Regions from separate parts of the Homo sapiens genome. Here region 2 is linked to region 1. A link is an interaction called in ENCODE POLR2A ChIA-PET data of the cell type or tissue named here. Cell type or tissue: PC-9. All regions are shown on one strand.

What was found. ChIA-PET counts read pairs that join two places held together with the same protein. Peaks named below come from ENCODE experiments on the same cell type or tissue, not always from the same donor. Only the 100,000 strongest peaks of a DNase experiment are listed, where the experiment ranks them.
Region 2: POLR2A ChIA-PET joins it to region 1 with 8 read pairs; 1 of 35 experiments calls an interaction of 5 or more read pairs at or near these places.

Annotation. Positions count from the first base shown.
Region 1 is chr12:6,270,389-6,275,388 of GRCh38, reverse strand. The region is part of intron 2 of LOC105369625 (a long non-coding RNA gene); the gene reads left to right. It also overlaps the pseudogene ATP5MFP5. Among named protein-coding and RNA genes, the nearest start is that of PLEKHG6, 38 kb to the left of the region's middle. In PC-9, a CTCF peak has its summit at 1,584 (motif pointing right); DNase peaks (open chromatin) are centred at 918, 1,818 and 2,408; H3K4me3 peaks cover 1,742 bases; H3K27ac peaks cover 4,398 bases.
Region 2 is chr12:7,582,235-7,587,234 of GRCh38, reverse strand. No RefSeq gene overlaps it. Among named protein-coding and RNA genes, the nearest start is that of CD163, 81 kb to the right of the region's middle. RefSeq lists an enhancer at 2,064-3,263. In PC-9, no CTCF peak of the experiment used is centred here; a DNase peak (open chromatin) is centred at 2,934; H3K27ac peaks cover 2,117 bases.

The sequences.
Region 1 (5,000 bases):
TGGGTACCTCACAAGATTGCAATGTGGTTCAAATAAGATAGTCTGCAAAGACGTGCTTTGGTGACTGTGAGTGACACCAATGTGATCCTGATGGAGCTTTCTCTTGCCTCGTTGGCAGAGTGAGGGGTAATTGCCCTTTTTAGGGAACCCCCAAGATGTCAGCAGCTGATATTAAAGTCTCTGACAATGGGAGGTCCTAGAATCTTGCCTCTGCTCCTCATTGAATCCGAGTGTATGCACTGAGTGCCTGCTGTATGCACCCAGCATGGAGGTGGGTTTGAGGCAATTCTGGGCTGTTTGTAGGGCAGTAAGGCAATCCACATAGGAAGGTAACTGCATCATGCTGGGTGAGAACTGCGTGCTCTAAGCAGTGAATGTGTTGGAATTTCACTGGGGTAGTGCAGCCTATGTAGCCAGCGATCGAAGACTTTATGCAGAGGAGGAATCTGAACTAAATGAGCTCAGGGGGGCAGGTTGGAATTAGGAGGGCGGAGAGGAGGATTAGAGCAAAGTGGCCCTGAGAGGGGCTGCAGAGCAGGGCTGAGGGGAGGCCTGTGGGAGAGGAGAGTGGCTTGGCAGGCCGCCCTCGCCCTGCTTCCTGGGGTAACCCCGCCCAGCAGGACTGACCAGCATCAAAAGCCTGTGTCACAATGAAGTCCCCTGAGTGAGGCTATGGCCCCCTCCCTTCCCACCTTTGCCTTTCTAAGCAAAAAGGAACATCCTTCTTCTAGGAGTCCCTCCTGGAGGGAGACCTGGTGCCCTGTCTGTCTAGAATCTGCAGCTCCCTGGTAACCATTTTTGGTGCATTTACAAGGAGGGAATACTAAAATCCCCTCCCATCCTGGGCCTTGCTCCTTGTCCCACTGGCAGGGGCAGGGGCAGGACAGAGTTTGGTATGCTGTGGTGTCACCACACCAATGAAAGCTGCTTGCTGACCACAGGCTGAATGTTCTAGGTGGCAGGTCACCCCTCCTGGACAGCGGCCATCTGCCGCAATCCTCCCTCCTTCGCTCTGGGTTATCTGGTACCCCCTGTGCCATCTCCCTCTGTAACTTCTTCCCCTCTATTTTCCTCCCCCCACAACATGGTATGCCAGCCCGAGCTTATCACCCTACCCTGAGCCAGCAGCATCCATTGTTCTCATGCTTGGGAATGGAGCAACAGGGGAAGTCACTCTGTTTGGGGCCAAGGAGGAAGGAAAGAGGGATGGGACTGAATGGGTAGGTGATGGAAAAAGTGACTTCCAGCCATTCCCTGGCCTGACCTAGATGGCAGCTTAGCGTGGTTGCCATGGTGATAGCCAGACAAACACCCACACCCCTCCCCACCAGCCCCAAACTGCATAATGGTGGTTGTGCCTTTTCCCAGCTCGAACCCCTCAGGCTTCTGCCTGGTGTGAAGTTCAGATTCCTCAGGCTGAGCTGCTCTTGCCTCAGTTTCCCAGCCTGACCAAAGGAAGCAGGTGGGGCCTCTGGGATAAAGAGCGTGTGCTGGCCCTTCCCTGTGTGCCCCGCAGACACACACTCCACCCCACTCCCCATGCCCCAGGGCCCACCAGGCTGACTTCTCCGCTGCTTCTGACGGGCTCCCTTGCCCTCTGGGTTCCAGTCAGCCAGCAGGAGGCACCAGCAGGAATCGGAGGGTGAGAGGGGAGTAGATGGGACACCCACTCCCTGCTGGGCTGCTGGTGGGCAGTGGCTACCTCCCTCTCCTGAAGGCCATAGCTCCTGTCAGCAGCTCCCACTGAAGCTCCAGGTCTCCTGGCTCGGGTTCCCTGCTCCTTCCCCTGCTCCCCAGCCCTGGAGGGGAGGGGCCTCGGCTCTTGCTGGCTGCAGTGGGCCTCACTGTCCCTTGTTCCTTGTGGACTTCCCTCAACCCTGCCCACCTCTCCACAATAAGCTCTTCTGTTGAATTCTCCTTGGTCACCCCTTTTGGATACATTCTGTTTGCTGCTGAGACCCTGACTGCTACTGAGAATGTCTCAACAATGAAGGGGGAGGCTGGATGCGGTGGCTTATGCCTGTAATTCCAGCACTTGGGGTGGGCAAGGTGGGCAGATTGCCTGAGCCCAGGAGTTTGAGACCACATGGCGAGACCCTGTCTCTACAAAAACTACACACACACACACACACACACACACACACACACAATTTAGCCGGGCGTGATGATGCATGCCTGTAGTCCCAGCTACTCAGAAGGCTGAGGTGGAAAATCACCTGAGCCCTGGAAGCCAAGCCGAGCTGAGCAGTGCTGAGCTGAGCAGTGAGCTGAGGTCACGTCACTGCACTCCAGCTTGGGCGATGGAGTTTGTCTCAAAAAAAAAAGGAAGGCGGGCGGCTGTCTCAGGACACCTTTTTTTGTGGTCAGGGCTCTGGCAGGCTGAATGTGTGGGTGGGGTGGCCTCCCAGGTGTAATCTGAGATGCACCCAGAAGGCTGCCCTGCCTGGAAATAGCCAGGCTGAAACCTGAAGTTTAGAGGGCCATTCTTGTGGTCTAAAAACTTTCGGGAAAGATTCCACATTCCCCAGGAAGGGGGGCGTCATAGCCAATCATTCATTTCTCTACCTGCCTTAGTTTCGTCAGATAAGAAGCTTGACTGCAAACTTCAGAAATGCAAAGACTGTGTCTGTCTTCACTGTGTAGACATGGGGCCTGGTGCCAAGTAGGTTGAAATAAACATCTGTTGAATAAACTTATTTACCACTCAACAATGAGTGGTGAGTGCCTACTGTGTTCCCCTATGTTCCAGCTGGAGTCATTGGGAAGCAGGATTTTTCACTCTGCTGAGGTTGCTGGGGAATATGGAGTTGGGTGGGGAGCTGTTGCTGCATGTCTCAACACTGCACCTTTCCAGGTGCACAGAGCCAAACCCCTTGCAGCTACCTTTGACTCTGTCTCACACCAACACTCAATCCATTAGGAAATCCTGCAAGGCAGATCCGAACCCAGCCACTCCTCACCCCGTCCACGGCTGCCAGCTGGCTCTCCCACCTGGAATCCTGCTTGACCTCCTCCCTCCTCACTAGTTTCCTAACTCCCACCTTCCCCACCTCCCACAGTCTATGCTCAACACGAGTCAGAATGACATTTATTTATTTATTTATTTATTTAAGACCGAGTCTCACTCTGTCGCCCAGGCTGGAGTGCAGTGGCGTGATCCTGGATCACTGCAACCTTCCCCTCCCGGGTTCAAGTGATTCTCCTGCCTCAGCCTCCAGAGTAGGTGGGATTACAGGCACCTGCCACCATGCCCGGCTAATTTTTTTTTTTTTTTTGTATGTTTAGTAGAGACAGGGTTTCACCATGTTAGCCAGGATGGTCTCGATCTCCTGACCTCGTGTTCTGCCCGCCTCCACCTCCCAAAGTGTTGGGATTACAGGCGTGAGCCACTGCCCTCGGTCTCAGAATGACCTTTAAAAATAAGTTGGGCTGGGTACTGTGGATCACACCTGTAATCCCAGCGCTTTGGGAGGCCGAGGTGGGTGGATCACGGAGTCAGGAGATCGAGACCATTCTGGCCAACATGGTGAAACTCCATCTCTACTAAAAATACAAAAATTAGCTGGGCGTGGTGGCGCGTGCCTGTAATCCCAGCTACTCAGGAGGCTGAGGCAGGAGAATCACTTGAGCCCGGGAGGTGGAAGTTGCAGTGAGCCGAGATCGTGCCACGGCACTCCAGCCTGGCAACAGAGCGAGACTCCATCTCAAAAAAAAAAAGTAAAGACATAAGTTGGATTATGCTATATTTTTACTCAAAACCCCATAATAGCTTCCCAGGACACTTAGAGTGAAACTAAAGTTCTTGCACTGGCCCCTGAGGTAGGCAGCCTCAGGTGATCCCTGCCTCGTGGTGGTCACGCCCTTGTGTAATCCCCTCCCCTGAGCGTGGGCTAAATCTGGTGACTTACTTCTAACCTACAGGATACTGCAAAACTGGGGGGCAGGTGGCTTGCGCTTGTAAATCTCGATATTTTGGGAGGCTGAGATGGGGGATTGCTTGAGCCCAGGAGCTTGCGATCACGCTGGGCAACATAGTGAGACCTAGTCTCTACAAAACATACAAAAATTAGCCAGATGTGGTGGTGCACGTCTGTAGTCCCAGCTACTCGGGAGGCTGAGGTGGGAGGATCGTTTGAGCCTGGGAGGTTAAAGCTGTAGTGAGCCGTGACTGCACCACTGGACTCTAGCCTGGGCAACGGAATGAGACCCTCTCTTAAAAAAATAAAAATAGGCTGGGCGCGGTGGCTCACTCCTGTAATCCCAGCACTTTGGGAGGCCGAGGCGGGTGGATCACGAGGTCAGGAGATCGAGACCATCCTGGCTAACACGGTGAAACCCTGTCTCTCCTAAAAATACAAAAAATTAGCCTGGCGCGGTGGCGGGCGCCTGTAGTCCCAGCTACTCGGGAGGCTGAGGCAGGAGAATGGCGTGAACCTGGGAGGCGGAGTTCACAGTGAGCCGAGATCATGCCACTGCACTCCAGCCTGGGCGATAAGGAAGACTCTGTCTCAAAAAAATAAATAAATAAAAAATAAATAAAAAAGACTATGTGGTAAAAGCAGTGGATATTGCTCCTGAGATTGGGTTATGAAAACCTGTGACTGCTGTCTTGCAGCCTCTCTGTCTCTCTCCTTCTTGGCTTGCTTACTTTGATTCATCAAACTGTCATGTTGGAGAAACTGTGCGAGGCCTCTGGGCAATAGCCAACAAGGAACTGAGACCCTCCGTCTAGCACCTGGTGAAGAACTGAACCTATCAAAGCCCCGTGAATAAGCGTGGAAGTAAGTGGCTCGTTCCTTCTCCAGTTGAGCCTTGAGATGACAGCAGCCCTGGCCAGCACCTTGCAGCCCATGAGGAATCTTTTTTTTTTTTTTTTTTTTGAGACGGAGTTTTGCTCTTGTTGCCCAGTCTCAAAAAAAAAAAAAAGAAAAGAAAAGAAAGAAAAAGACACCACGACTCCAAGATGGCGTCAGTCATACCAGTGAAGGACAAGAAACTTC
Region 2 (5,000 bases), 1.3 Mb before region 1:
GTTGTTGGTGTATAGACATGCTCCTGATTTTTCTACATTGATTTTTTTTAATCCTGAAACTTTACTGAAGTTTTCTATCAATTCTAGGAGCCTTTTGGCAGAATCTTTATGATTTTCCCAAGTATAGAATTATATTGCCAGTGAATAGAGATAGTTTGACTTTTTTTTTCCTATTTGGAAGCCTTTTTATTTCTTTCTCTTGTCTGATTGCTCTGGCTAAGACTTCCAATACTATGTTTAATGCAACTGGCAAGAATGGGCATCCTTGTCTTGTTCTAGTTCTCAAGGGCAATGGTTCCACCTTTTGCCCAATTAGTATAATGTTGGCTGTGGGCTTGTCATAGATAGCTCTTATTATTTTGGGGTATGTTTCTTCTATGCCTAGTCTTTTGAGAGTTTTGTTATAAAGGGATGTTGGATTTTATTGAGAATTTTTCTGCATTTATTAATATGATGATATGGTTTTTGCTTTTGATTCTGTTTATGTGAGAATCAAACGTGTTTATTGATTTGCATATGTTAAATGAGCTATGCATCCTAAGTATAAAGCCTTCTTGACTGTGGTGTATTAACTTTTTGGTGTGCTTCTGGATTCAATTTGCTAGTCTTTTGTTGAAGAGTTTTGCATCTATATTCATGAGGGATATTGGTCTGAAGTTTCTTTGTTTTGTCTCTGCTAGACTTTGGTTTCAGGCTAATGCTGGCTTCATAGAATGAGTTAGTGAGAAGCACCTCCTCCTCAATTTTTTGGAATAGTTTCAGTAGGTTAAGTATCAGTTCTTGTTTGTATGTCTAGTAGAATTTGTGAATCCATCTGCTCAAGACTTTTTTACTGTTGTTAATAGGTTATTACTAATTCAATTTTAGAAGTTGATATTGGTCTATTTAGGGTTTTAGCCTCTTCTTGATTCAATCTTGGGAGATTGTACACTTCCAGGAATTTATTTCCTCTAGATTTTGTATTTTGTTTCACAGAGTTGTTCATAATAATCTTTGACGATCTTTTGTGGGATCAATGGTAATATCACATTTTTTGTTTCTGATTGTGCTTATCTGGATCTTCTTTCTTGTTGTTGTTGTTGTTAATCCAGCTAGGGGGTCTATCAATTTCATTTCATCTAATTTTTTTGAAGAAACAGCTCTTGGTTTCATTGATTCTTTTTGTATAAATTTTTGTATCTCAATTTCATTAAATTCTTCTTTAATTTTAGTTATTTCTTTTCTTCTAGTTTGGAGTTGGTTTGTTTTTCTTTTCCTAGGACTTTATGTGTGAAGTTAGATTGTTGCTTTGAAACCTTTCTAGCTACTTTATTAAGGCATGTAGGTCCATTAACTTTCCTCTTAACACTGTTTTGGCTGCATCCCAGAGATTTTGGTAAGTTTTGTCCCTATTTTCAATAATTTCAAAGAATTTAAAAAATTTCTGCCTTAATTTTGATGTTCACCTAGTAGTTATTCAGGTGTAAGTTGTTTAACTTCCATGCATTTGTGTATTTTTGAGAGATCTTCTTGGTATTAATTTCTATTTTTATTGCACTGTTTTCTGATATTTTGCTTGGTATGAATTCAATTTTTTTTAATGTATTGAGGCTTGCTTTATGACCAATCAAGTGTGGTTGATCTTAGAATTTGTTCCATTTGCAGATAAGGGGAATGTACATTCTGTGTTGTTGGGTGGAGTATTCTGTAGATGTCTATTAGGTCCAATTTAACAAGTATCGATTTTAAGTCCAGATTTTCCTTGTTATTTTTTTGCCTTGATGATCTAACACTGTAAGGGGGGTGTTGAAGTCTCCCACCATTATTGTGTAGTTGTCTTATGTGTTTTCATAGGCCAAAAAGTTGTTTTATGAATATGTATACTCCAGAGTTGGGCACGTATATATTTAGTATAGTTAGGGCTTCTTGTTGGATTGTACCCTTTATCATTATGTATTGCTCTTTATTGTTCTTCTTGATTTTTGTTGGTTTAAGGTCTGTTTTATCTGATATAAAAATAGAAACCCCTGCCCTTTTTTTTTGTCTTCTGTTTGCATGGTAGATCTAAATCCACCCTTTTACTTTTAAACTGTGGGTATTGTTACATGTGAGATGGGTCTCTTGAAGACAACAGATGGTTGGGTCATGTCTTTTTATCCAGTCTGCCACTCTGGGTCTTTTAAATGGGTCATTTACCTCACTTATATTTAAAGTTACTATTGAAATGTGTGATTTTGATCCTGTCATCATATTGTTAGCTGGTCGTTATGTAGACTTCATTGTGTAATTGCTTTATAGTGCCTGTGGGTTATGTGCTTAAGTGTGCTATTATGGTAGTAGGTGTTATTCTTTCAAATCTATGTTTAGCACTTTCTTAAGAACCTCCTCTAAGGCTGGTCCTATTGAAATGTATTCCCTCAGCACTTACTTGTCTGAGAAGGATTTTATTTCTCCTTTAATTATGAATCTCGGCTAGGCAGGATATAAACGTTTTTGTTCAAATTTCTTTACTTCAATGATGTTGAAAGTCTGTCCCCAATCTCTTCTGATGTGTAAGGTTTCTCCTGAGAAGTCTGCTGCTGCTTGATGAAGTTTCCTCTTAAGTAACCTGGCCCTTCTCTCTAGCTGTCTTTAAGATATTTTTTTTTTGCATTGACCTTGGAGAATCTGTTTACTAGGTCCCATGGTGATGATCATATTGAACAAGGGAGGGGAAGGGGTTCTTATCCCTGATGCAGGTAGCCCCTACTGCTTCATTGTTCCCTATTGGCTAGGGTTGGACTGCACAGTCTAAGCTAATTCTGAATGGCTATTTTAAAGAGAGCAGGGGTATGAGCCAGAGTGGCAGAGTGAGTAGTTTGGCAAGAAGGATGCTTACAGAACAGGTGACTCAGGATGACTCAGGTCAGAGCAGGTGACCAGGGGTGACTCAGGATGGAGCAGGTGACCAGGGGTGACTCAGGATGGAGCAGGTGACCAGGGGTGACTTAGGATGGAGCAGGTGACCAGAGGTGACTCAGGATGCAGCAGGTGATAGAGGATAGGAGGGTGTTGTTTACTGAAACTAGGGGCAAGGAGATGAAGAGAATGAGGAACTTAAACTTTAAAATGCGGATCAAAGAACAGGGGAGCTGAACATACTGATACATTGGTTCTTTGGAGAGGATCTCAGAACTAATTGTACTTAACAATTGACAGGCTAAAACATTTGAAGAGGAATTTATTATATGCTACAGTTGATAGGTCATTCTGGCCATGGGGCTCCCTTGGGGAGAGGTCTGATCAGGAAATAGGCCACACCTTTACTAGACCAGCCCTGTGGAGGGAGACACAGCTAGGTCCCATGCCAGCCCATAAACATGTTAAACTCAGCCTTCACAGTTTTCTGAGAGTCTGGGCTTCTCCCCTGTTTAAGTGCTGACCACAGATCCCAGCTTGGCATTACTGAGCTGCAGGCTGCTGTTCTGGGATACCAGGACTTGATGGTGCTCCCTCCTCCAGATGCTGGGGGGTGGGTTCTGCCGCGTTGTGGGAGCTGAAGCGCTCCTAGGCTGAAAGAATGCACTTAGGTGGAGCAAAGCACTCAGGCTGGGCAGCAGAGGCTGTACTGTGTACACACTCCTACAGGACAGCCAGGCAAGTGGGCAAGTAGGCCTGCAGGATAGATGTGCCCCAGTTCCGCAGAGAAGCAGTCCCTGCTTTTCCTCTAGCAGTTAGCTGGGGCCAGGGCCTCTCAAAGGGAGGGAGACAGGCAGCCCTGCGGGGTGAGTGCTTATGGCCGGGCTCCCTTGGAGCTGATGCATGGTCAAAGTTCCCAGGATCTATGCCTGCTTCATCTCTCTCTGTGTAATCTCTGGGGAGATTCTCCTGCCAGCTGCCATGTCCATGGTAGAGTGAAGTCACCTGAAGGTAGGATCCTAGAGGTCCACAGCAAGAGTGAGCAGTCCTCCAGCCCCTTTATTTACTCACCCCTTTGACAGGTCCTGTTTAGAAACCAGCCACAGCATTTGGGCACTCCACATGGGATTCCCAGCTTTCCCCCTCTTCCGACTCAGCAACTGTGTCTTTTCCCCATCCACATTTGGTGTTTTCTCATCACAGATCTGTTCAAATTATGTTGGTGTAGTCAAAATTTTGGTTTCTCTCTGTGAGGACAGCACTTCCCAGCTGCATCTAGTCAGCCATCTTTGATAAAGTCCCTCATTTTATTTCTTAATAGCTATCTAAAGATTCCCACTCTGCTGAGATGAGTCCCATCATTTTTGCTTTTCGTTTTCCTCTCAGTTTCATCTCACCAAGGTTTTTAAAATTCCCCTATTTCTTAATAACCATTTAAACATTTCCACTTTCCTGCGATGAGTCTTTAAACTCTACTCTTCACCAATCTTTTGTTAATCTATTATTTTTATTAGCATTTGTCAGACTCATGAGAAGAAGCTGAGATAGCAAATTTGATAAGGTTTCTCTGACTGTAACTTGATTTTGCAGTGGTACATTTACATTAATGCCCATGCAGAAAGGACACTCCCCCCCACCCTTTTTAAAAACATGACCTGGGTAATGGGCATGTAGAATGTGAATGTCTCAGTTCCGGTTCTCATAAAGACAGTCCCACATGGATTGCATATGAAGCTGCTTCATCTGGGCTGTTCCACTTGACATTTATAGATGGAGTTGAACAGTCTCCCTTCTCAGGGTAAGCAGACCTTATAGTGGTTTTGTCTAGTCCACCAGGCTGGCTGTTCCCTTGAGAATAACCTTTTGTATGTCAAGATCACATATAGCCATCTGTGATTGTTCAATAGTGAGCTGTGGGTCCTGCATCAACCCAAACATGTTCTCCCACTCTGCATTTAAAATGAAAGACACTTCTCCTATACAAGTTACCCTTACAATGCATTTTAGTAAAAGTTCCTCAGGGAGCTGATAAGATCAATAGTTTTAATAGTTTCTTGGTTGTTTTCTTCTCCCACATTGATAAACTTCATAGTAACCACAGATCTCAAGTTGTGTTGTCCCCC